Linked DNA regions of Homo sapiens: all the other regions are linked to region 1. A link is a loop called in an ENCODE intact Hi-C map of the cell type or tissue named here. Cell type or tissue: psoas muscle. All regions are shown on one strand. Region 1 has its middle 35 kb from the start of HLA-DRA. Region 2 overlaps HLA-DRB5 (major histocompatibility complex, class II, DR beta 5). Region 3 has its middle 26 kb from the start of HLA-DRB1.

What was found. A loop is a pair of places that touch in the nucleus more often than their neighbours do. Peaks named below come from ENCODE experiments on the same cell type or tissue, not always from the same donor. Only the 100,000 strongest peaks of a DNase experiment are listed, where the experiment ranks them.
Region 2: it touches region 1 in a loop (6-fold over the local background); 19 of 110 quality-filtered maps call a loop at or near these places.
Region 3: it touches region 1 in a loop (16-fold over the local background); 16 of 110 quality-filtered maps call a loop at or near these places.

Annotation. Positions count from the first base shown.
Region 1 is chr6:32,470,753-32,478,752 of GRCh38, forward strand. No RefSeq gene overlaps it. Among named protein-coding and RNA genes, the nearest start is that of HLA-DRA, 35 kb to the left of the region's middle. In psoas muscle, no CTCF peak of the experiment used is centred here; no DNase peak of the experiment used is centred here; H3K27ac peaks cover 319 bases; H3K27me3 peaks cover 340 bases.
Region 2 is chr6:32,520,734-32,528,733 of GRCh38, forward strand. It overlaps HLA-DRB5 (major histocompatibility complex, class II, DR beta 5), which reads right to left. Exons shown (of 6, transcript NM_002125.4): 2 at 1,172-1,441. Among named protein-coding and RNA genes, the nearest start is that of HLA-DRB5, 5.6 kb to the right of the region's middle. In psoas muscle, no CTCF peak of the experiment used is centred here; no DNase peak of the experiment used is centred here.
Region 3 is chr6:32,560,009-32,568,008 of GRCh38, forward strand. No RefSeq gene overlaps it. Among named protein-coding and RNA genes, the nearest start is that of HLA-DRB1, 26 kb to the right of the region's middle. In psoas muscle, no CTCF peak of the experiment used is centred here; no DNase peak of the experiment used is centred here.

The DNA of each region.
Region 1 (8,000 bases):
CTACTTTAAAGCTAGAATTAGTTTCTAAAACTGAACATGAATTGACTCTCCTTGTAACCATCCAGTAGTGTCTCACATCTATTTAAATAAAATTCAGGCTGGGTACGGAGACTAATGACTGTAATCCCAGCAGTTTGGGAAGCCAAGGCAGGCAGATTACCGGAGGTCAGGAGTTCGAGACCAGCGTGGCCAACATGGTAAAACCCTGTCTCTACTAAAAATACTAAAAAATTAGCCTGGCATGGTGGCAGGCCCCTGTAGTCCCAGCTACTCGGGAGGCTGAGGCAGGAAAATCACGTGAGCCCAGGAGGCAGAGGTTGTAGTGAGCCGAGGCCACGCCATTGCATCCAGCCTGGGCAACAAGAACGAAACTCCATCTCAAAAAATAAATAATGAAATAAAAAAATGAAAATAAATAAAATAAAATTCAAATTTCTTACCATGGACATCAGAGCCTAATATAATGAGGCTCCTGACTTCCTCTCTGCTTCCTACCTCATCCTCTGCCTCTGCATTTCCTTGAATGCTATAGTTCAGTGTCTCTAGCTTTCTTTCTGTCCCTGCACGTAATTTCCCACACCAGGGCTTCCTGCTCCCCCTGCCCCCACATTCTGTCTCCCTGGAACTTTCGTCCCTTAGATCTTCACATGGCTCTCTACTTATTTTGTTGTCTCAGCTGAATGTCACTTTCTCAGGCAGAGCTTTCTAAACACATGAGCTAAAGTTGGGTGAATCCATTTCTCTCTTTTCCACAAACCTGATGTCTTTTCTTCAGTGCACTATTACTCTCTAACGTTATCTTCTTTGTTAATTGCATATTGGGTTAATGTCTGTCTCCTCTATTGTTGTGTAACTTCCATGAGAGTCGGGACCCTCTCTATCTTAATCAAATACAATGATTTGAACTTGGAATGGAGCCGAGTACACAGTAGCTGCTGAGAAAAATAAGTGTGGTTTACATGAATAAACCAGGGATCTGGGAACTGATCACTGTTTGGATCCTGGAAAGCAAGAAGGGGCTCAAACTCCAGCACTCTTTCATTTTGATGTCACACTAGACCCCTTCTCCTCCCGGTGTGAAATACAGGCAAAGTTCTTCTTTCTCCTCCTTCTAGTTGTAAGAATTCACAGATAAAGATTAACAGTGATTTAAGAAATAATAAATTTTTAAATTAAGATTCATCTATTTTTTGCCTGGGTGCGGTGGCTCAAACCTATAACCCTAGCATGTTGGGAGGTCAAGGCTGGAGGATTGCTTGAGTCCAGCAGTTTAAGACCAGCCTGGGTAACATAGCAAAGTCTCATCTCTAGCAAAATTACAAAAATCAGCTGGGCATGGTTTCCTGCCTGTAGTCTCCACTACTCTGGAGGCTGAGGAGGGAGGCTCGCTTGAGCCTGGGAGGCAGAGGTTGCAGTAAGCCTAGATCATAACACGGAACTACAGCATGGGTGACAGAGCCAGGCCTTGTCTCAAAAAAAGGAAAAAATCTCTTTCAATGGATCTCATAGTGCTCTGGGTCTGTGCAAGCTTTAGGAATTTCTGGAAATGATGACAACATAGCTGGGGAAAAATAAAAACTGGAGGAAGAGGTAAGCAGACATGGCTAATTAAGGAAAGCTGAGGGCATAATGGGTGAACCTATGAAATTTAAGACAAGACCCCAGTAAGACAATGAGTTCCCAGGACTTGCTCATTGACTTTCAGCCCTATGGGATGTGAACAATGTCCACATTGTCTCTATAACCCCACACAGTATATAGTTTGAACATTATTAAATTTCTGATATTTGACTGTTTTTGACTTACAAAAATAGAATTTCATATAATTTATCCTACGTTAGTTGAATATCTTCTTGTTATGTCTAGTTAGAGCATGTAGGACATGTAGGAGAAATTTCTATAGAAAGGTTAGAAGAGATTCGTAATAAACACTAAGCTGGGCCAGGTTTTCCGAGGATGCCTTAAGTTCTTTAGGCACGAAAGAACACCCCAGAGATGCTCTTTATCTGTAGGGTGACTCCAAGTACTAAAGATCTTAGCTTCAGTTCCAGGGATTTTTCCCCATAAGAAAGACAGAGCACTAAGTATAACTTCTGTCAGAGAACCTACATACACTACAGGGATATAGGCTTTATAAACATTGGAGTTAGAAAGAAAAAGAAAGGAGATAATGGGGAGGCCATTGGTACATCCTCACATTTGAGGAAGAGGGGCCAACACCAAAGTTCCTGTGGAGGACATAACCCAGGATCCTCTAGAAGAGACCCTTTGAATTCCCTTGACTCCCACAAAATTTTCAGTAAAAACGTCATTTTGTCTGACGTAAGTCAACATAATAAAGGGAAGTGCCGTATGGGGAAATTATTTTAGCATCCTTATTTCCAAATCCTCTAAACACCCTGAGGACATGTGATGCAAAGGTTTTATTGGTGGAGATTTGAAAAGAAATGATCTGTACGAAGGCCCCTTACACAGTCTCATGGACTGTGTCATGAGCAAGTAGTCAAGCTCCTTTCGTGGAGGAGATAATTTGGGATCCAATAATACAGATGCACAATCTCTGACCAAAAAGTCACAAAGTCTTAAGGGACATGGCCTGGGCACAATGTTAACAAAACTCCCTATTTTCCCCACCCCATAGTAGCTCAACACCCACAATGTGCACTTATATCCGGTGTCCCCAGCCAAAGCCAGTGGGAAGCTCAGCACCATCAGTGTCACTGTCAGCGCTGCCATGCGGGAGCCTCCAGGGAGCTTCACACACCATGCTGGAGAACAGGAAAGGACCAGGGGCCAGAGGAGGAGGCAAGTCTTACTCAGGAAGAACTATGAACCCCTCCACCCACATTCCAAATTATGGGGAGGAGGTTACTGACTTCCTTGCTCCTGGGTTGGGTAATCTCGTGTTGGAGAACCAATCAGCATCTGAGTTCAATAGCATCATCAGTTGCTGGTCAGAGATGCTGTATGAAGGTCCTCTTCTGAAACAGAATTTCCTTCTTTAAAGGATTGTTTTTAAATTAGTACTTGAAAGATTTGATCCAGTTGCATGTAAAACACTTTAATTGGGTCCGATTGTGAGCCAGCTCTGTGCTGGTCAGTGATGTGTTCATAAGTTTGAGCCTTGTAAGAGCATTCATTTCCCACTTAACAAGACAACTGTTTGCAGAAGTGAGTGTGTGAGTGTGTTTAGGAGTAAAGGAGATGGAAGGAACATGGTTGTAAATCCGGAGACATTTAAACTGGTCCTTATTGCACCATATCTTAATGTTGTAGATTTGGGAAAATTATTTCATGTCTCACAGTTGAAATGAAGGCACTGTGATCTTTCAGGTCTTTCGATACTGGAAAATGCTGTGATTCTGTGGACGCCTGAAGGAGCAGCAGCCCCGGGTATCTGATAATATGACAGAATGACAGCTATTGACTAGAGAGCTTAATCCGTACCTGTTTACAGGTAGGGATGTCTTTAATAAGTTAAAGGAAATTGAAAGTTTGTTAATAATTTAATCTGAGTAAGAATATCTTTTTCAAGTGTGTCTCCTGATGCTGCCCCCAGGTTTAGTGGCCCCTCCAGAACACACACAGGCAAGGGGCTAACAGGGGCCACCTATGTGCAATGGAGGGTCTGAAGGTGCCTTTGTATGGCATTTACCCTAACAATGTGATAAGGTCAACTGTGCAATCCAAGTATTCATGGGTCTGAGAGATCGATCGAAGACTGTGAAAGTTAGCTGTTCATAGAACAACTCTTTTTTTTTTGAGACGGAGTCTGTCTCTGTTGCCCAGGCTGGAGTGCAGTGGAGCGATCTCAGCTCACTGCAACATCTGCCTCCTCGGTTCAAAGATTCTCCTGCCTCAACCTCCCAAGTAACTCTGACTACAGGCACTTGCCACCATGCTTGGTTAATTTTTTGTATTTTTAGTGGAGATGGGTTTCACTGTGTTAGCCAAGATGGTCTCGATCTCCTGACCTCATGTTCTTCCTGCCTCGGCCTCCCAAACTGCTGGGGTTACAGGCGTGAGCCATCGTGCCTGGCCACATTATGTTTTAAAATAATGAATATTTTATGTGAAGAGTGTTCAATCCCTCATTCTTGGTTCCCATTATGATTTCCTCATTTGATTGAGGCTATAGCACTTTATATTATGTTTCTCTTGTTTTATCATAAGGGAAGATAAAAGACGACTTTGCTAACTAATACATTTCAGAATATTCAGGAAAGAGAACACTAGGGAAAACTATGAATTACATCAGTTGATGTAACTATGTAATATTAAACATATTATTATACATTTAGATAATTACTATGCTTTTTATTAATATAAATATAACATCTAAGATTCAGAATGGACTTCAGAATACAACTATGCTTATAAAGTTCTGCATTAATTCACATGCTACCACATAGGCACTCATTTGTCTTTTTTTTTTTTTGTTTGTTTGTTTGTTTGTTTTGAGATGGAGACTCGTTCTGTCGCCCAGGCTGGAGTGCAGTGGCGCGATCTCTGCTCACTGCAAGCTCAGCCCCCCAGGTTCATGCCATTCTCCTGCCTCAGCCTCCTGGGTAGCTGGGACTACAGGCGCCCGCCACAACTCCCGGCTAATTTTTTTGTATTTTTAGTAGAAACAGGGTTTCACCGTGTTCGCCAGGATGGTCTCAATCTCCTGACCTTGTGGTCTGCCTGCCTCGGCCTCCGAAAGTGCTGGGATTACAGGCGTGAGCCACCGCGGCTGGACTAAAGTCTGTAACCTGTCTTTATGGAGAACTACTTTTGAGGCCGTACACTTCTTTCAGTAACAATATTGTCTAAGTAATGGTATGGCAAAGTTGTTTCTACCTTTTCTGGAGCTATTTTGACATTCCATTTAGTTAAAGCCTACTTTGTTTCTTAGAATAACCGATGTAAGATTTGATCTGTAGGAGTGGCCAAAAGAATGTCATCCATAAAATGAATGATGTAAGCAGTAGGAAACATATTTCGAGGCTCCTTTAATGCCTGTCCTACAAAATGCTGACATAACGTAGGACTGTTAAGCATGCCTTGGGATAAAACTCTCCATTGATAGCAAGAAACAGGTTCTTTTTGATTAATAGAAGGCACAGAGAGGGCAAATCGAGGCTTATCCTTCTTGTGTAATGGTATAGTGAAGAAACAATCCTTAAGATGTATTACTACAAGAAGCCAATCTCTAGGAATGACCACTGGAGTTGGCAAACCTTGCTGTAATGGACCCATTGGTTCAATTTGTGCATTAACTCCAAACATGCAGCAGTCACCACCTTCCGGACTTTTTTGGAATAACAAACACTGGTGAATTCTGGGGGCTTACTGACTCCTCTACATGTCCTGTGTCCTGTTGTTCTTATACTAGCTGCTGAAGTTGTGTCAGCTTCTCCTGAGATAGGGGCCATTGATCCACACATACAGGTTTGTCACTGGCCATTCTAATGGTAAGGCAGAGGGTGGAGGAGAAATATCAATGACCCTCATCAGAAATCCTGACGTCCTAGCCCTCTTCTATCTGTTTTTTCCAGTTATTGATGTTGGGTTAGCTTTTCCTCGTAGGAATTTCCCTAAACCTTTCCCACTCTGATATCCCATGTCCTTCAACATTTTAAATTCTGGGTTATCAAAGTTTTCATTTGTAAGTCTCATATTCCATGCTGTAAGTAAGTCTCGATCCCATAAATTGATTGCCATATTTGCAACATAAGGCTGAAAAGTACATGGCTGTCCATCCGGACCAAGACAAGGTAAAATGTCAGCACTCTGTTGAACACTTTTAGCTGCTCCTACTCCCACTAGGGATGTGGAGGTTAGTCTGAGAGACCATACTGGGGGTCAGTCCTTACTGGATATTACTGACACTTCAGCTCCTCTATCCATAAGTCCTATGGGCTATGGGATGGGATAGATAGATTTCCCTTGTAGTTGTGCTCTCAAACCCTTTATTTCCTCGTTTCTCCTTTCGTGGAGAAGGATTTAATTTGCAGGGAATAAGCAACGACCGAGCAATATATTCTCCCAGTTCAAAAATGCAAAGATTTTCGACATTAAAACTACTTGAATTTCTCCTTCATAAATGGAATCAACTATTCCAGGGACTACAGTCATGCCTTGCAAGTTAAGGGGGCTTTTGCCTAAAATTAGTCCTATGTATCCTGTTGGTAAATATCCCCAAATGCCAGTGGGAACCTTGGTAGGTTTGTCTCCTCCAACTAATGTAGTTCTTTCTCTGGTGGGGATATCTAATCCTGCACTTCCTGGTGTTCCTGAGGTGAGGAACACCAGGAATCAATGTTTTTCCTGAGACCCATCCCTGAAGTGGGACTGTGGTCTGAACTGGAAATGCCCTCATTGCTTGAGGGGCCCGGGTCCACGCCCCCTTCTAGTTTCGTGACAGGTGGGTGCTGTTTTGATGAAATTTTGAGCGGCACTGATTAGCCTAGTGATTTCCTTTGTTACAGTGAGGACAAAGTCCTGGTGTTTTTTTCTGCTGGGTGGGGCACTGCATCGTAATGTCCTTTCTGTCCTGAGATCTGGCGGAATTCCTTTTTAAAATGTCCAGTTTTGGCTGGACACGGTGGCTCATGCCTGTAATCCAAGCACTTCGGGAGGCAGAGGTGGGCGGATTACAAGGTCAGGAGATCGAGACCATCCTGGCTAACATGGTGAAACCCCATCTCTTAAACAAATACAAAAAATTAGCTGGGCGTAGTGGCAGGTGCCTGTAGCCCCAGCTACTTGGGAGGCTGAGGCAGGAGAATGGCGTGAACCTGGGAGGAGGAGCTTGCAGTGAGCCGAGGTTGCACCACTGCACTCCAGCCTGGACGACAGAGCGAGACTCCATCTCAAAAAAAAAAAAAAAAAAAGTACAGTTTTTCCACGGTTATAACATTTTCCCATTTTAGGGTTTGACCCTTGGTTCCTTTTAGATTTGTCAACTGCTAAATTAGCCATTGCCTGCACTAATATTGTAGAGCAATGAAGCTCATTTCCCACATCTTGACAAGCTCTGAGAAAATTTCCCAAGTTTTTTGTACACCTCACAGGTGCCGATGCACGTTTACAATCTGCATTTGCATTCTCAAAAGCTAGAGTTAAGGTTAGCATCTCTGCAGCAGTGGTGTGATAAATCTGATGCTTCATTGCCTTCTATAGTCATGCAAGAAATTGTGCATAAGGTTCTTGTGACCCTTGCATGATATGTAAAAAGGATTGCACTGGGACTCCCTCTTCTGGAATTGTGGCCCAGTCACATTTAGCAGCCTGTGCACACTGCTGGCATTTGGGAGTGCCATTTGATGTTCCAGGTCTGAATAAGGGCCATTACCTAAGAGCATGTCCTCTGTAATGTCTCTGTGTCCAGCCACACAATTCCGTCTAGCCTGGTCTGCACACATTTCTTGCCAATTTAAATTCCATGTCAGGTATGCACTAGGAGACAAACAAGTGTGAGCCAAATTCTTTACATTGAAGGGTAGAAGGCGCACAGCACCAAATACAGATACTAGCAATCCTAAAGTGAACAGGCTCTGTACACCATTATTTACCACACTCCTTTCAATTCCTTCAACAACTTAAACTCTAGTGGAGTGTGTTCATGAATAAGCTGCTATGGATTATTTGGATCAGGCCTTACAGAAATAGGAAAAGTGCAAGGTCCTAAGGGCTCTCCAGCTATGGCAGCAAGGTGTAAAATTCTCTGTATTGGGGTCTCTATTTCTGCTACCGAAGGAGGCAGTACAGATGTTTCTGCTATTGGAGGAGGTGGTATAGGCCAATTTTTATCCTCCTTCTCCTGTTTTTTATTTTCAATTGGAGCTGTGGGTGGGACAACAGATTTTTTCAGATTTTTAGACTCAGAACATCACTCCTGCTGTCCAGCAGAATAAGAAGGAGATAATGGCAGAAGGACAGTATGGACTAAACTCCAAGTGGAGAAAATGGAAGGATCAACTTTGAGACCTTTTTACTGAGCCCGTTTTAATCCT
Region 2 (8,000 bases), 50 kb after region 1:
TAAGATGGTTTGTAAACCATTAATAAAAGTTTTGGAATATATTTTATTAAACAGAAATGTTCAAATTCTTAACATAGAATTTTCAAAATCAACATACAAATCAAAAACTGGAGAAAATGTGGAATCAAATATCAATAAAGTGTTAATAATCTTACAGTACAAAGAACCCACAAAATCACTGAGAAAAATACTAAGCCCTGGAGATAACAGAAAATAGATCATTGTCCATTACCTACCAAATACAATAGGGAATTCTTAGAGCAGTAATTATAATTGGGCAATAAATAGGTCAAGATAATTCAAAAGAATTCCAAATAAAAAAATAAATTAAATAATAACCAGAAACATATATTTTCAACTTTTGGTGAATGTCATAATAAAGGTCAACAAAGGGGAAAGTGAGATAAGTTGTGTCACAACTATTATATATAAAAGAATAATAGGTAAGTAGTAGAAAACTATTAGCATTATAATAAAATAGTAACAGTGTATTAAAATTTTAATCAAAAAGTTAGTTTCACAGTCATTTCAACTATGTAAAAATATACACACTAAGAAAACAAACAGAAAAAATAGCAAGAAATTTAGACCTAAAGAAGCTTCAGAAGTGCCTCAGAGGTCTCCTCAATTCCCCTAGAAATTAATCTAATGCTTTTGCAAACAAACACCACACACTTTTATTTCAGAGACTGCGTGAAGGGTGGGTGCCAGGGACAGTCTGGAACTGGCCTCCTCATATTATCACAAATCTTCCACACCCCTCAGCTCTCCTCCCCTAAACCTTCACCCCAACCACACACACCTTACACTTTCCTTCCCTGCATCTCTAAGGACACGAGACAACCAAGGTCTCCTCTCTCTCCAGCCCCCTGCACCCACCTCCCATGTCACCTCCCCACAGAGGCCTCCAAGGATAAGAAGAAGCCCCCTCCTGCTTCCCCTCCCACAAAGGCCACAAAGACAAATCCACACTCTACACACACACCTGTGTCCTCAGAAGTCCTTGCTCAAGATTGAGAGGATTCTAAATGCTCACAGATGGCGCGCTCCCTCTCTGTCTCTCTCTTCCTCTCTCTCTCACACACACACACACACACACACACACACACACACACACACACTCAGATTCCCAGCTCACAAGGACCCAGGCCCCGCCCCCCACCATGCTCACCTCGCCGCTGCACTGTGAAGCTCTCACCAACCCCGTAGTTGTGTCTGCAGTAGGTGTCCACCGCGGCGCGCCTGTCTTCCAGGAAGTCCTTCTGGCTGTTCCAGTACTCAGCGTCAGGCCGCCCCAGCTCCGTCACCGCCCGGTACTCCCCCACGTCGCTGTCGAAGCGCAAGTCCTCCTCTTGGTTATAGATGTCTCTGTGCAGGAACCGCACCCGCTCCGTCCCGTTGAAGAAATGACACTCATACTTATCCTGCTGCAAGAAACGTGCTGTGGGGACACGAAGGATCCGGTCACAGGGGCGGCCTCCGGGGAAGATACTGACAGAGACGCCGCCATCCGGGGCTCCCTGGGCGGGGTGCGGGCACTGGAACCTTAACTGATCCCAACCATAACCCCGACCACGCGCAGCCCAGAGGCTCATCCTCCGTCTTCCTGAGGCGAACGGGGTGTCTGGGGGACCAGGCAGGAAAACCCCTTCTGATCCCAAGGCTTTTGGGACCCCCTCCCCGCCTCCAGCCTATTCTGGAGACCTCCAAGCAGGAGCTGGAGGAGGATCCGCCCAGCACCGGAGCCCGCGCCGCCTCCTCCTGGGAGCCTGCACCCCAAAGACAATCTCTGCTCCTTCTCTCATCCCACAGGCTTTACCCGTTCCCTAACTCCCACCGCGTTCATCCTGTGAACACTCCTTTAGTGATGACCTTGTGCCAGGCTTGCACTGCCTCTGGGAATCCAAACACGGGAAAACAGACCTCTCCACTCCGCTGGGGGAGCTTAAAGAGCAGTAAAAGTGAGGCCAAAAACCAAACACACAAGAGCTTAGACAGGAATGAGAAATGTCTGAAGTGTGGAGTTCCAGAACACAGAGTAATAGGATGATCTCAATTACATTAGGGTGCCAGAGGAGGACCTTCTGAAGGGTGACAGTTCAGATGTGACTTGGCAGGTTAAGCAGGTGTGAACCAGGGGGCGGAGTGGAGACTCTGTGTCTGTTTGGGCAAAACGGGGGAAGCACATTTCAGGTTTAGGAAATACCATGCACAAAAGCTTGAATTGATGAACTTCTTCAAGAAACTAGAACAAAGTTCACTAAAGCAGAGAGGCTGAGGGGAAGGAGGGTAAAAGATTAGACTGGAGACATCACAAGAAGCCAGGTATTGAAAAGCGTTGTGGGTGGTGTTAGGATCTGAGATTTATGCTAAAGACAGTGGGAAAGTATCAAAGAGATTTAAGGAGAATAAAACCATGATCCCATGAATGTCCACAAACCTTCCTTTGCATTTCTAAATCCACAAAGCTCAGATATTCAGTTAAAAGAAATTTGTTCATAAAACTTATTTGGCAAATTTCACCTGATAAGAGTAAGGGGTCAAAAGTGTCTCAGAGCTCTTATTGGTGACATGAGCTTCTGTAGTTTCAATACATGTAAACATACATACATATATGTGTGTAAATATACACATATGTAAAATACTATATATTTTAGATGTTTTTGTCTTTATGTTTGATTGAAGTGTAAAAATGACAAAAATAACTGAAAAATAATCCTCTGGTTAAAAGTGAAATGAATAAATAAAAGCATTTTACATTATGAATCATACCAAATGTAGAATCACTACAGAAATCTCAGGCATGTTAGTGAAAAATAATTGCAGAGCATCACTATTTGTGACTTATAAGGGCAAGTTGTTGAAAGTTAATAGAGGTAGTGCTGACCAACAACTCATGAAAATGTTGAAAAATATTGCATAAGGCAAAAACTAACTATGAAGCTATTAAACTTGCATTGACTAAATGGATTCAACAAGAAAGTGGTTGAATTTATGCAACTGTCTACTTTTGCATAATGAAGCAAGCAAAAATAAACCATAAAGAACTGAATTGGGTGCTGAGTGTATAAAAGATGTGAGTCTAGAATTTTCAGAAAGAGCACAGTGTGAAACAGTGCTCTCAGCCTCAGCACTATTGACATTTTGGTCCAGATAATTCTTTGTTGGTAAAGGAGGCTGTTCTGAACATTGTAGGTTCTCTAGCAGTGTCCCTGGCTTCTACTCATTAAATATCAGAAGAAACCCCTGTGGTGACAACCAAAAATTGCTCAAACATTGCCACAAGTTCCCCAAGGGTGATGGGAGGGAAAGGAGCGGTGGTGAACGATCCCTGGGTAAGAACCACAGGTGTGAACCATCTGAAAAAACCTGTGTTGAACAAGCCACTAGTGGTTATGGAGCAGCTGAGAATTGTATTGAAAAATATCTGTGAATATCTTGGTCCTACATAAAACGAATGCTTTATAGAATTCTGGTCCCAATACAGTGCTATCTTTCCAGAAAATGAACTTGTTGAGAACTAAGATTTACTGATTTCCTTGCATTACCAACCAGTCACCAAATCATATCATTTGTCTTTCATATCATCTTCTTTCTTAATTTCTCTGCCACTTGTCCACTAATTATCTGTAGTAGTGAATCACAACCACAGCTATTTTATTCCCATTTAATGCCCCAACTAACTCACGTCTTTCAGTCTCCCACTCCCAACAATACTAGCAGGCATCAAATTACCAGCCTTGGCCAGAGATAGAACTCTTGGTTTTGTAGTCAAGTCCCCTCAGAAAGTCAGAAACCAAGAAAATGACGTTCTCATACAGACAGTTTACAAAACATGAGCAGGTCCCCAGACTTTGTGTAGAGACCTTCACAAAGCTCCGTTTGCCCTTTAGAAATGATGGCAGAGAGGTGTGCACCCTGGATCAAACAATGTCTATCTTTCTATTCCTAAATTATGTAAGCACTTTCTTTACAGACAGAATGTTAAAAAATAAACATTTGTAAAGTCACTGTCACTGTGGCTTGCATGGCTAGCACTGTAATCCATGCTCATGTGTCCCACTTAGGGTTGACAGATTTGACAAATAAAACCAGAGGATGCCCAGGTAAATCTGGATTTCCAATAAATTGTGGTCGTGTGTCTGAAATTCAGATTTAACTAGGAACCTGTTTGTTATCTGACAACCCTAGCCAGACTTGCTAGTCAAACCTCAGAAGAAGGAATGATTTAATACTTCTTTATGTTCTTCAACACATGCCTATGATAGACTTATAGAACTTTTAAAATGATAAATGCAAAATGAATGAAAGTTTCTTTTATACATTGGAACTAGAAGCCCTTGCATCTCTGCCCCCACTCTAAGAAACAACCTGGTACATATGAATATTAGAAATTTTGTCAATAATTCAGACACAATCAAGTCACTACTCACTAATGATGGAAAAACTCTCATATTCTAGAATCAGAAAATATGAATTGAAATATGACCTCTTTTAAATGGGTCACTTTTTGCCAACCATAAGCCTATTTGTAATCTATCAAATGCATTTTATAATAATCCTCACAGGATTTTTGTAAGTGTGAAATTTAATAAAGAGTCTTCTTAGCAGTGATCACATAATAAACACTCAAATGTATTCCCATTTTAATTTTTTGATCCCTATAACTGGAGCTCACATTATTTTTTCTATTACATGATTCTAAAGCAATTAGTATCTTCATCATGATTTTGCAATTGTCTTCTGTTCTTCTATTAGTTTCATAAAGAATTGTCATTCTGAAAACAGAGGGCAGAAACACTGGTTTATGTCTAATAATGCAGTATACCTAAACCTCACACAAAAGGCACCTGCTGACATAGAAGAAATGGACTTTCTACATGCTCAGATTTAAACTGCAATCTGATTTCTAGCACCAAATTTGTGATACTGGGTTTTACTTATAACCTTTCAATTTTAGATTCCAGAGATGTACATGTTTTTATATACCACAGATACAGCAGGATCATTATTGAAATTGCATACTGAAATTCATAGGCCTGGTACACAGTCACTGCAAAATGTTACATGGCATATACTGATGGAGACCAGATTCATTTTATTCATCACTCCATTCTCATGACCTAGAGTAGTAACTGGTATATTCTAAGTCACTAATAAATATGGGCTGTGTGAAATACTGGCTGTGTGACCTCTTCATGAGCAGTCACCACTGCACACAGGGGCCCTCTAATATTTCCTTGATAATAATGACCGAGCATCTCTGGTTCACAGGTCCTCCTGCTTCTCTTCAGCCTCTTTAGCCTTTTCCTTTTGATCCAGCTGGCTCCCTGAACCCAGAGCACAGTCCTTCCCTGAAGCTCGCTACTCAAAACAGTCAACCTTAACCTTGTCCTCTCTTCTACTCGCTCTTCAAATGGTCCAATCCAGTTTCCTCCCTGGATACTCTACTGACTGCAAATATCAGCTCCACCAATCCCAGCCGTTGCTTCTCTGTCACATTCTCACTTCACCCTCCTCTTAGTGGTACTCACCACAATTGGCCTCTCCCTTCTCCTTGAAAAAAAAAAATCTATTTTTCTTGACTTACACATATGATGTAATCTTGGTTTTTTCCCAACATCCCTGGGCTCTTTCTTAGTCCCCTTTGCTGGCCTGTGCCCTTTTCTTTTTTCTCCAGACAATCTCCCTATGTAACCTCTTCCACTCCCTGGAATTTAACACAGTACACCTATTGATGCCACCAACATAAATACCTCCAGCCCTGGCCTCACCATGAGTCTCTTTTTTTTTTTTTTTTTTTTGAGACGGAGTCTTGCTCTGTCACCCAGCCTGGAGTGAAGTGGTGTGATCTCAGCTCACTGCAAGCTCCACCTCCCTGGTTCACGCCATTCTCGTGCTTCAGCCTCCCAAGTAGCTGGGACTACAGGCACCCACCACCATGCCCAGCTAATTTTTTGTATTTTTAGTAGAGACGGGGTTTCACCGTGTTAGCCAGGAAGGTCTTGATCTCCTGACCTGGTGATCCGCCTGTCTAGGCCTCCCAAAGTGCTGGGATTACAGGCATGAGTCACTGCGCCTGGCCCACCATGAGTCTTTTAAATGCCATTGACCTTCTGATTGCTCCACACAAATGTCAATAAATCATCTCAAACTTAAACAAAACTTTTATTTCCAACCACCCACTTCAAATCATTTCCTCCCACAGTTTTCCCTATCTCAATAAACACCACCACCTTTCACTAATTTGTCAAAACAAAATCCTTAGGAATAAGCTTGATATTTCTACCCCCTTTACAGTAATCCATTAACAAGGTAAGCAAAATCCACTTTATCTTTTTCACTGTCTTTATCACTAGTGAACTCAAGCCTATTTTCCCTGAGGATTCCCTGCTGTGCTCCTAAATAGTCTTCCTAACCACTTGTCAACCCCAACAATCCAATCCCCACAGAGTAGCTAGAATTAGTTTTAAAAATTCAATATAGGCCGGGCACGGTGGCTCACGCCTGTAATCCCAGCACACTGGGAGGCTGAGGCAGGTGGATCACGAGGTCAAGAGATCAAGACCATCCTGGCCAACATGGTGAAACCCTGTCTTTACTAAAAATACCAAAATTAGCTGGGCGTGGTGGTGCACTCCTGTAATCCCAGCTACTTGGGAGGCTGAGGCAGGAGAATCTCTTGAACCCAGAAGGCAGAGGCTGCAGTGAGCCGAGATAGTGCCACTGCACTCCAGCCTGGTGACAGAGCAAGACTATATCTCAAAAAAAAAAAAAATTAAAAAATTAAAAAAAAAGAATATAAATTGACTTTCCTTGTAACCATCCAGTAGCTTCCCATATCTATTTAAATAAAATTCAGGCCATGCGCAGTGGCTCACGCCTGTAATCCCAGCACTTTGGGAGTCTCAGGCGGGCAGATTACTTGAGGTCAGGAGTTGAAGACCAGCCTGGCCAACATGGTGAAAGTCTGTCTCTAGTAAAAACACAGAAAAAATAGCTGAGCATGGTGGCAGGTACCTGTAATCCCAGCTACTTGGGAGACTGAGGCAAGAGAATCACTTGAACCCGGGAGGCAGAGGTTGCAGTGAGCTGAGACCATGCCATTGCACTCCAGCCTGGGCAACAAGAATGAAACTCCCTCTCAAAAATAAATAAGATAAATAAATAAATTAATAAAATAAAATAAAATTCAAGTTTCTTACCATGGACATCAGAGCCTGATATGAGGCTCCCGACTTCCTCTCTGCATCCTACCTCATCTTCTGCCACTGCATTTCCTTGCTTGCTCACTTCAGTCCCTCTAGCCTTCTTTCTGTCCCTGCACATAATTTCCCACACCAGGGCTTCCCCCCCAATTCGGTCTCCCTGGAACTTTCGTCCCTTAGATCTTCACGACTGTCTACTTATTTTGTTTTCTCAGCTGGATGTCACTTTCTCAAGTAGGGCTCTCTAGACATATGAACTAAAGTAGGTGAATCCATTTCTCTCTTTTCCACAAACCTGATGTCTTTTCTTCAGTGCACTATGACTCTCTGAAATTTTCTTCTTTGTTAAATGCTTATTGGGTTAGTGTCTGTCTCCTCCACTCTTGTGTAACCTTGAGAGTCGGGACCCTCTCTATCTTACTCAAATAGAATGATTTGAACCTAGAAGGGAGCCCAGTACAGAGTAGCTGCTGATAAAAATAACTGTGGTTTATATTAATAAACCATGGTTCTGGGAACTGATCACTGCAAGGATCCTGGAAAGCAAGAAGGGGCTCGAGCTCCAGCACTCTTTCAATTTGATGTCACACTAGAATCCTTCTCCTCCCGGTGAGAAATACAGGCAAATTTCTTCTTTCTCCTCCTTCTAATTGGAAGAAGAATTCACAGATAAAGAAACAGTGATTTAAGAAAAAAGAAATTTTTCATTGAGATTCATTGCCTGGGCAATGAATTCACCGTGCCTGGGTGCGGTGGCTTACACCTACAATCCTAGCATGCTGGGAGGCCAAG
Region 3 (8,000 bases), 89 kb after region 1:
AACAGTTCGCTGTTTGATCATATAGCCTCTGTGGAATGCTGAATTGGTGACAATTCTCCAGCCTCTGGCTCTCTATATTTCCCTCTTTCTGTTTATGTATTAATTGAAAGAATGTAAGGCCAGGTTGGGCAGCTCTCATTTTCCCATTGGCGGTCCATCCAGTTTTACAGACTATGAACAGAAGACAGAGACAAAACAACATCATTTCCAGAACTACAAATGAGATGTTAACGTAGTGTTTTAGATAGGTCCAAGGATTGAGGCTCTCCAGGCCTTGCTGGAATTCAGTCCAGTCTTCTAAAGAAGGCTGAAATTCTTGAGTTTGCTTATTTAAGTCAAAAATTTTGTTTTGTAATTCACCAATATCAAAGGTGATGTTGGATGTGAAAGCTCCCTGCAAATGGACTTTCACAAGGTCCCATGGATACTCACTTTGGTTATATTCTAACCATTTGGTTACACAAATATGAGGGTGATTAAGATGACAAAGCAATTGCTGCTGCAACTGTAAACTTTGTACTTGTTCCTCTAACCATACAACAGTGGATTTCAACATTGCTACTTCAGTTTGTAACTCAGTGTTAATTTTATTCTGAAGTAGCCACGCTTGGTCAGCCATAGGCATCCAGTTCTCCATGTAATGAGCTGTTTGAATAGAACTATGAAAAGCTGCAGAGGACATCACAACAGAAGTTATTAGTGTGACCAAGGAAACTATAGCAAAAATTATCATGCGTAAGGCTCTATGGCCATGATGAGTAAGCTGAGTTAGAAAAAGTTTCACATAATGCAAAGCAGGTGTGGCAGCCCAAGGCTTGGAAAGATTAACAGGAATCCATAGTCCAGGGATGCAACCCAAAATTATCAAAGTAGAGATATTATGTGTTTGCAATGTGCTATGATTAATGCAGTGATATAACTGGCAAGATTTACAGGCAAAAACACAAGCTGTAAATTGAGTGGTGATATTCCTTACAAATGTAACATTAAAACTGTGTCACTTACTATTGCTATTATTGGATGATATCCCAACCCAGATGCTGCCATTCATAAATGGGAGTGCTGCCTTCCATAACATCTCTTGGATTGGTCCTTTCCTCCCTAGATAATACCACTGAGGAAGAGGCAGGCTAAAGCCTGCTCCATGCCAAGCAATCTGGGCAGCAGAATAGGATTGGATCCCGGTGTGGTATAAAGAAGAAGCATTATAAGCTTGCCACCAATGCCAGTGAAATTTGTGCCATGATTTCTGATTATTATCTTTTCCATCTAGTTGATCTTTAGGTCTCCAATCCACAATATCTCCAGTTAATATTGATTATTTTTTAGCCAGTGAGCCAAGACACGGGGTCCACAGAGGGGGATAGGAACTATTGAAGGGAATTCATTCCGTATAGTCAGCACGATTAGGGCAATTGGCCTGGGAATGGTCGGTTAGCACACCAGTTACATTAATAGAACTAAGACTTAAGAAGTACATGAGTTTTCTGTAGTGACTCAACCATGTTTGAGCTTGAATTGTAAGACAGCTATGGCTGAGTGACGTCTTTGAGGTGATACACAAAGGGAGTCCTTCCAGCGGAGCGGTATAATTGATGACATTGTTCTGAGAGTCTAACTGTTCTATGTCACCGGGAGTTAGGGGTCCTGGAGCCCACGCTCCCTGATTATGATCAATCTCAGGAGGAGTGTCACTCCAGAGTATAGGCCATACTGCTGGGGGGATTGGGAATATATGCCCAATATATTTTTGCCTCTGCACAGGGAAAACATACCGCACAAGACATTATGGGTATCTTAGCCAAGAACATGGAATCAGGGGTTTTTGCCTGTCCCTGATGCTCCAGTAGTTTCTCAGCTTCCTGCATGGTTTTCCTGAGTTGTCCGCAGTTTATGAGGTTTGATATTGCCATGACTCTGATTGTCCTTCTCTCCATCTTTTCACTCAGGCTCAGCTGGCTCATGGCCCGTACTGGAGGGACCGGGCCCATGGTTGGCCACCCTGGGTTCCTCCAGTCTCCTGTTCCATGGTTGCACGCACCTTGAGGGCACCCACATGGTTTGTCCATCTCCTGTGAAAACACAAGCATACCCTCATCCCCACATCAGTAAATCCACCGGATCTTTCCATTTTCCTTTTTCTGGGGATTTCCATAACACTTTCGGAAAACCTCTCCTCTTTTTCTCTAACAGTGACCAATGTCTTTCCGCTGGAGTCTTAACATTCGTACCAGGAGTCAAAAAATTTAAAGCAAATAAGTCTAAATACAACTTTGATTGCAGTGGTAACTTGTCCCCTACTCCTCCTTTTTGTCTTTTCAACATGTGTTGTAATGTTTGATGTGCCTGCTCTATAATATCTTGTCCTCTAGGATTATAAGGAATTCCTGTTTTATGGGTTATGGCCCAAAGTTGCAGGAAATTTTGAAAAGCATGACTAGCATAAGCAGGTCCATTGTCAGTTTTTAATTGTTTAGGTATCCCCATATGAGCAAATGACAACAGAAATGTTGCCGCACATGACCAGCTGTCTCACCTGTTTGGCATGTAGCATGCAGCATATGAGAATAAGTGTCTATAGGCACATGAACATAGCTAAACTTACCAAAGGCTGCTATGTGCGTAATATCCATTTGCCAAATTTCATTTGGAGGCAAGCCTCGTGGATTACACCCTTCTATAGGTGTGGCTCCAGGGACATGCTGGCAAGTAGGACAGGCTTGTATTATAGACCTAGCTTGGCTGTGAGGCAAGTTAAATGTACAAGTAAGGGCAGAGGTGTTTTGATGCAGTAATGCATGAGAGGTTTGAGCTTGCTGAAATACAGAATCAATCAATTTATCTGCTCTATCATTACCTAGAGATAGGGCTCCAGGAAGTTGTGTGTGAGAGCAAATATGAGAAATATGAAAAGGAGCTGCATGAGAGTGAATAGTTTGTTGAAGTCTTAGGAACAAATTAACTAGTTTTGGTTCTAGGGTGCTTTTAATTGGAGCAGTTTCTACGTGACTGGCTACATTTACAACATAAGCTCAATCACAGACAATGTTGATAGGATCTGAAGCTGTGAGCTGTAAAACCTGAATGACTGCAATAAACTCTGAGCCTTGAGTGGAAATCCCAGAGGTCATTATTGTTTGAGTGTGCTTGGGTCCATAGATAGCTGCATGACCTTTGGAAGAGCCATCAGTAAAATGGTTTGTCCACCTGGAATAGGCTTGTGATGAGTAATCACAGGAAGAATGAAAGAATAGACTCTATAAAACTGCAAGATTTTGTCTGACGGATAGAGAAAACAAAGGCTTTTGTGGCTGTAGCTGGGAGGTATGCCGTTGCTGAAGCATCTGTTCTACAAGCTGTAACTCGGCTTCTGCCTCTTTGGTCAATTGCTGTGGGAAATCTAATGAAGAATCTCCTTGTAGGGTTTCATAAAGATGTGTAAGTTGATAAGTGGCAATACCTAGCATCGGGTGCAGCCAATTAATATCCCCTAACAACTGTTGAAAATCTTTTAAAGTCTGTAACCTGTCTTTATGGAGAACTACTTTTCGAGACCGTACACTTCTTTCAGTAACAATATTATCTAAGTAATGATATGGTGAAGTTGTTTGTACCTTTTCTGGAGCTATTTTGAGACTCCATTTAGTTAAAGCCTGTTTTGTTTCTCAGAATAACTGATGTAAGATTTGATCTGTAGGAGCGGCCAAAAGAATGTCATCCATAAAATGAATGATGTAAGCAGTAGGAAACATATTTCGAGGCTCCTTTCACGCCTGTCCTACAAAATGCTGACATAGCGTAGGACTGTTAAGCATGCCTTCGGGTAAAACTCTCCATTGATAGCAAGAAACAGGTTCTCTTTGATTAATAGAAGGCACAGAGAAGGCAAATTAAGGCTTATCCTTCTCATGTAATGGTATCGTGAAGAATCAATCCTTAAGATTTATTGCTACAAGAGATCAGTCTCTAGGAATGACCACTGGAATTGGCACACCTTGCTGTAATGGACCCATTGGTTTAAATTGTGCATTAATAGCTCTCAAATCATGCAGCAGTCACCATCTTCTGGACTTTTTTGGAATAAAAAACATTGGTGAATTCCAGGGGCTAACTGACTCCTCTATATGTCCTGTGTCCGATTGTTCTTATACTAGCTGCTGAAGTTGCATCAGCTTCTCCTGAGGTGGGGGCCATTGATCCACCCATATGGGTTTGTCACTGGCCATTCTAATGGTAAGGCAGAGGGTGGAGGAGAAATATCAATGACCTGCATCAGAAATCCTGACGTCCTATCCCTTTTCTATCTGTTTTTCCAGTTATTGATATCGGGTTAGGTTTTCCTTGTAGGAATTTCCCTAAACCTGTCCCACTCTGATATCCCATGTCCGTCAACATTTTAAATCCTGGGTTATCAAAGTTTTCATTTGTAAGTCTCATATTCTATGCTGTAAGTCTCAATCCCATATATTGATTGCTGTATTTGCAACATAAGGCTGAAAAGTACATGACTGTCCATCCGGACCAAGACAAGGTAAAATGTCAGCACTCTGTTGAACACTTGTAGCTGCTCTTATTCCCACTAGGGATGTGGAGGTTAGTCTGAGAGACCATACTGGGGGCCAGTCCTTACTGGATATTACTGACACTTCAGCTCCTGTATCCATAAGCCCATAACATTTCTTTCTTTTAATTTGTACTACACAGGTGGGTCTATTAGAGGCTGTGGGCTGGGATAGATAGATTTCCATTGTAGTTGTGCTCCCAAACCCTGTATTTCCTCGTTTCTCCTTTCATGGACAAGGATGTAATTTGCAGGGAATAAGCAACAATTGAGCAATATATTCTCCCAGTTCAAAAACGCAAAGATTTTTGACATTAAAACTACTTGAATTTCTCCTTCATAATGGGAGTCAACTACTCCAGGGACTACAGTGATGCCTTGCAAGTTAAGGGGGTTTTTGCCTAAAATTAGTCCTATGTATCCTGTTGGTAAAGGTCCCCAAATGCCAGTGGGAACTTTGGTAGGTTTGTCTCCTCCAAATAACGTTCTTTCTCTGGTGGGGAGATCTAATCCTGCACTTCCTGGTGAGGTGAGGAATACCAGGAATCAATTTTTCTCCTGGGACCCATCCCTGAAGTGGGACTGTGGTCTGAACTGGAAATGCCCTCATTGTTTGAGGGGCCCGGGTCCAGGCCCCCTTCTAGTTTCCCGACAAGTGGGTGCTGTTTTGATGAAATTTTGAGTGGCACTGATTAGCCCAGTGACTTCCTTGGTTACAGCGAGGACAAAGTGCTGGTGTTTTTTCTGTTGGGTGGAGCACTGCATTGTACGGTCCTTTCTGTCCGGAGATCTGGCAGCATTCCTTTTTAAAATGTCCAGTTTTTCCACAATTATAACATTTTCCCATTTTAGGGTTTGACCCTTGGCTCCTTTTAGATTTGTCAACTGCTAAATTAGCCACTGCCTGCACTAATATTGTAGAGCAATGAAGCTCAGTTCCCACATCTTGACAAGCTCTGAGAAAATTTCCCAAGTTTTTTGTACACCTCACAGGTGCCAATGCACATTTACAATCTGCATTTACATTCTCAAAAGCTAGAGTTAAAGTTAGCATCTCTGCAGCAGCAGTATGATAAATCTGATGCTTCATTGCCTCTTGTAGTCATGCAAGAAATTGTGCATAAGGTTCCTGTGACCCTTGCATGATATGTAAAAAGGATTGTAATGGGACTCCCTTTTCCGGAATTGTGAAATTGTGGCCCAGTCACATTTAGCAGCCTGTGCACACTGCTGGCATTTGAGAGTGCCATTTGATGTTCCAGGTCTGAATAAGGGCCATTACCTAACAGCATGTCCTCTGTAATGTCTCTGTGTCCAGCCACATGATTCTGTCTAGCCTGGTCTGCACACATTTCTTGCCAATTTAAATTCCATGTCAGGTATGCACTAGGAGACAAACAAGTGTGAGACAAATTCTTTACATCGAAGGGTAGAAGGTACACAGCACCAAATACAGATACTAGCAACCCTAAAGTGAATGGGCTCTGTACGCCATTATTTACCACACTCCTTTTAATTCCTTCAACAACTTAAACTCTACTGGAGTGTGTTCATGAATAAGCTGCTATGGATTATTTGGATCAGGCCTTACAGAAATAGGAAAAGTGCAAGGTCCTAAGGGCTCTCCAGCTATGGCAGCAGGGTGTAAAATTCTCTGTATTGGAGTCTCTATTTTTGCTACTGAAGGAGGCGGTACAGATGTTTCTGCTATTGGAGGAGGCGGTATAGGCCAATTTTTATTCTCCTTCTCTTGTTTTTTTATTTTCAATTGGAGCTGTGGGTGGGACAACAGATTCTTTCAGAACATCACTCCTGCTGTCCAGCAAGCTAAGAAGGAGATAATGGCAGAAGGACAGTATGGACTAAACTCCAAGTGGAGAAAACGGAAGGACCAACTTTGAGACCTTTTTGATGAGCCTGTTTTAATCTTTCTGCTCTGTCCCAATTTTCCATATCAAGAGTGCCTGTCTGTGGGAACCATGGGTTATGCATAATAACCTCCTGCAGCATCTTAGTTAATGTCTGAGATCTAACCTGAGCACCAGATTATTTCAACAAAACTTTAAGCAACTGCACATAATGTTTTTCTTCAATAGACAAATTCTGCCTCACGTTACCCTGATTCAGAAAACTTCCCGTTCCCAGTACTTCTTTAGAGCACTGACCTTATATTGCTCCCAGTACCTCTTTAGGGCACTGACCTTATATCAGCTGCCAGCAGACTCATCCTGGGGTCCCCATTCATCTTGTCAATTTCAATTCCTCTGCTCCAGCAGACCTTCTTTGTTCACATTCTCATGTCCCTGTGTTTAGAAACCACTATGGCGTCGCCCTGTCGCTGTTTGAACATCACTATGCCATGGACACTGTTGGACTGAACAAAGGAGGACGAATGTGGGAATAAAGACAAAAGAGTATATTTGGAAGAAGGGGTCAGGGGCACCTTGCTCTTTGTGAACAAGGGCCCTGAGCTTTGAGCTTCCTTCGTATTTACTGAAAAGAGATAGCAAGAAGGGAGTGGTTGTCGGTCTGCTGCTTGCTCCAGAGCAGCCTTGCAAGACTGCATTCCTCGAACAATAGGCTCTAGATGTCCCAGCAGATAACCTTAAGGAACCCGGCACCATGGAGTTATTGCCCTCAGCAAACCGTCTGGTGGCCAGCACAGAGGAGAGTTTGCCCCTATTCTGTACTCATGATAAACAGTTTGCTGTTTGATCATATTGCCGCAGTGGAAATGCTGAGTTGGTCATGATTCTCCGGACTCTGGCTCTCTACACTAAATGGATTCAACAAGAAAGTGGTTGAATTTATGCAACTGTCTAGTTATTTATAATGAAACAAACAAAAATTAACCATAAAGAAGTGAATTGGGTGGTGATTGTATAAAAGATGTGAGTCTAGGCCAGGCATAGTGGCTCACGCCTGTAATCCCAGCACTTTGGGAGGCCAAGGCAGGTGGATCACAAGGTCAGAAGATCGAGACCATCCTGGCTAACACGGTGAAACCTCATCTCTACTAAAAAAATACAAAAAATTAGCCAGGCGCGGTGTCAGGCACCTGTAGTCCCAGCTACTTGGGAGGCTGAGGCAGGAGAATGGCATGAACTCGGGAGGCGGAGCTTGCAGTGAGCCGAGATCGTGCCACTGCACTCCAGCCTGGGTGACAGAGCGAGACTCCGTCTCAAAAAAACAAAACAAAACAAAACAAAAAGAGGTAAGTCTACACTTTTCAGAAAGAGCACAGTGTGAACCAGTGCTCTCAGCCTCAGCACTACTGACATTTTGGACCAGGTAATTCTTTGTTGGTGATGGAGGCTGTTGTGTACATTGCAGGTTCTCTAGAAGTGTCCCTGGCTTCTACTCATTAAATATCAGAAGAAATCCCTGTTGTGACAACCAAAAATTCCTCCAAACATTGCCACATGTTCCCCAAGGGTGA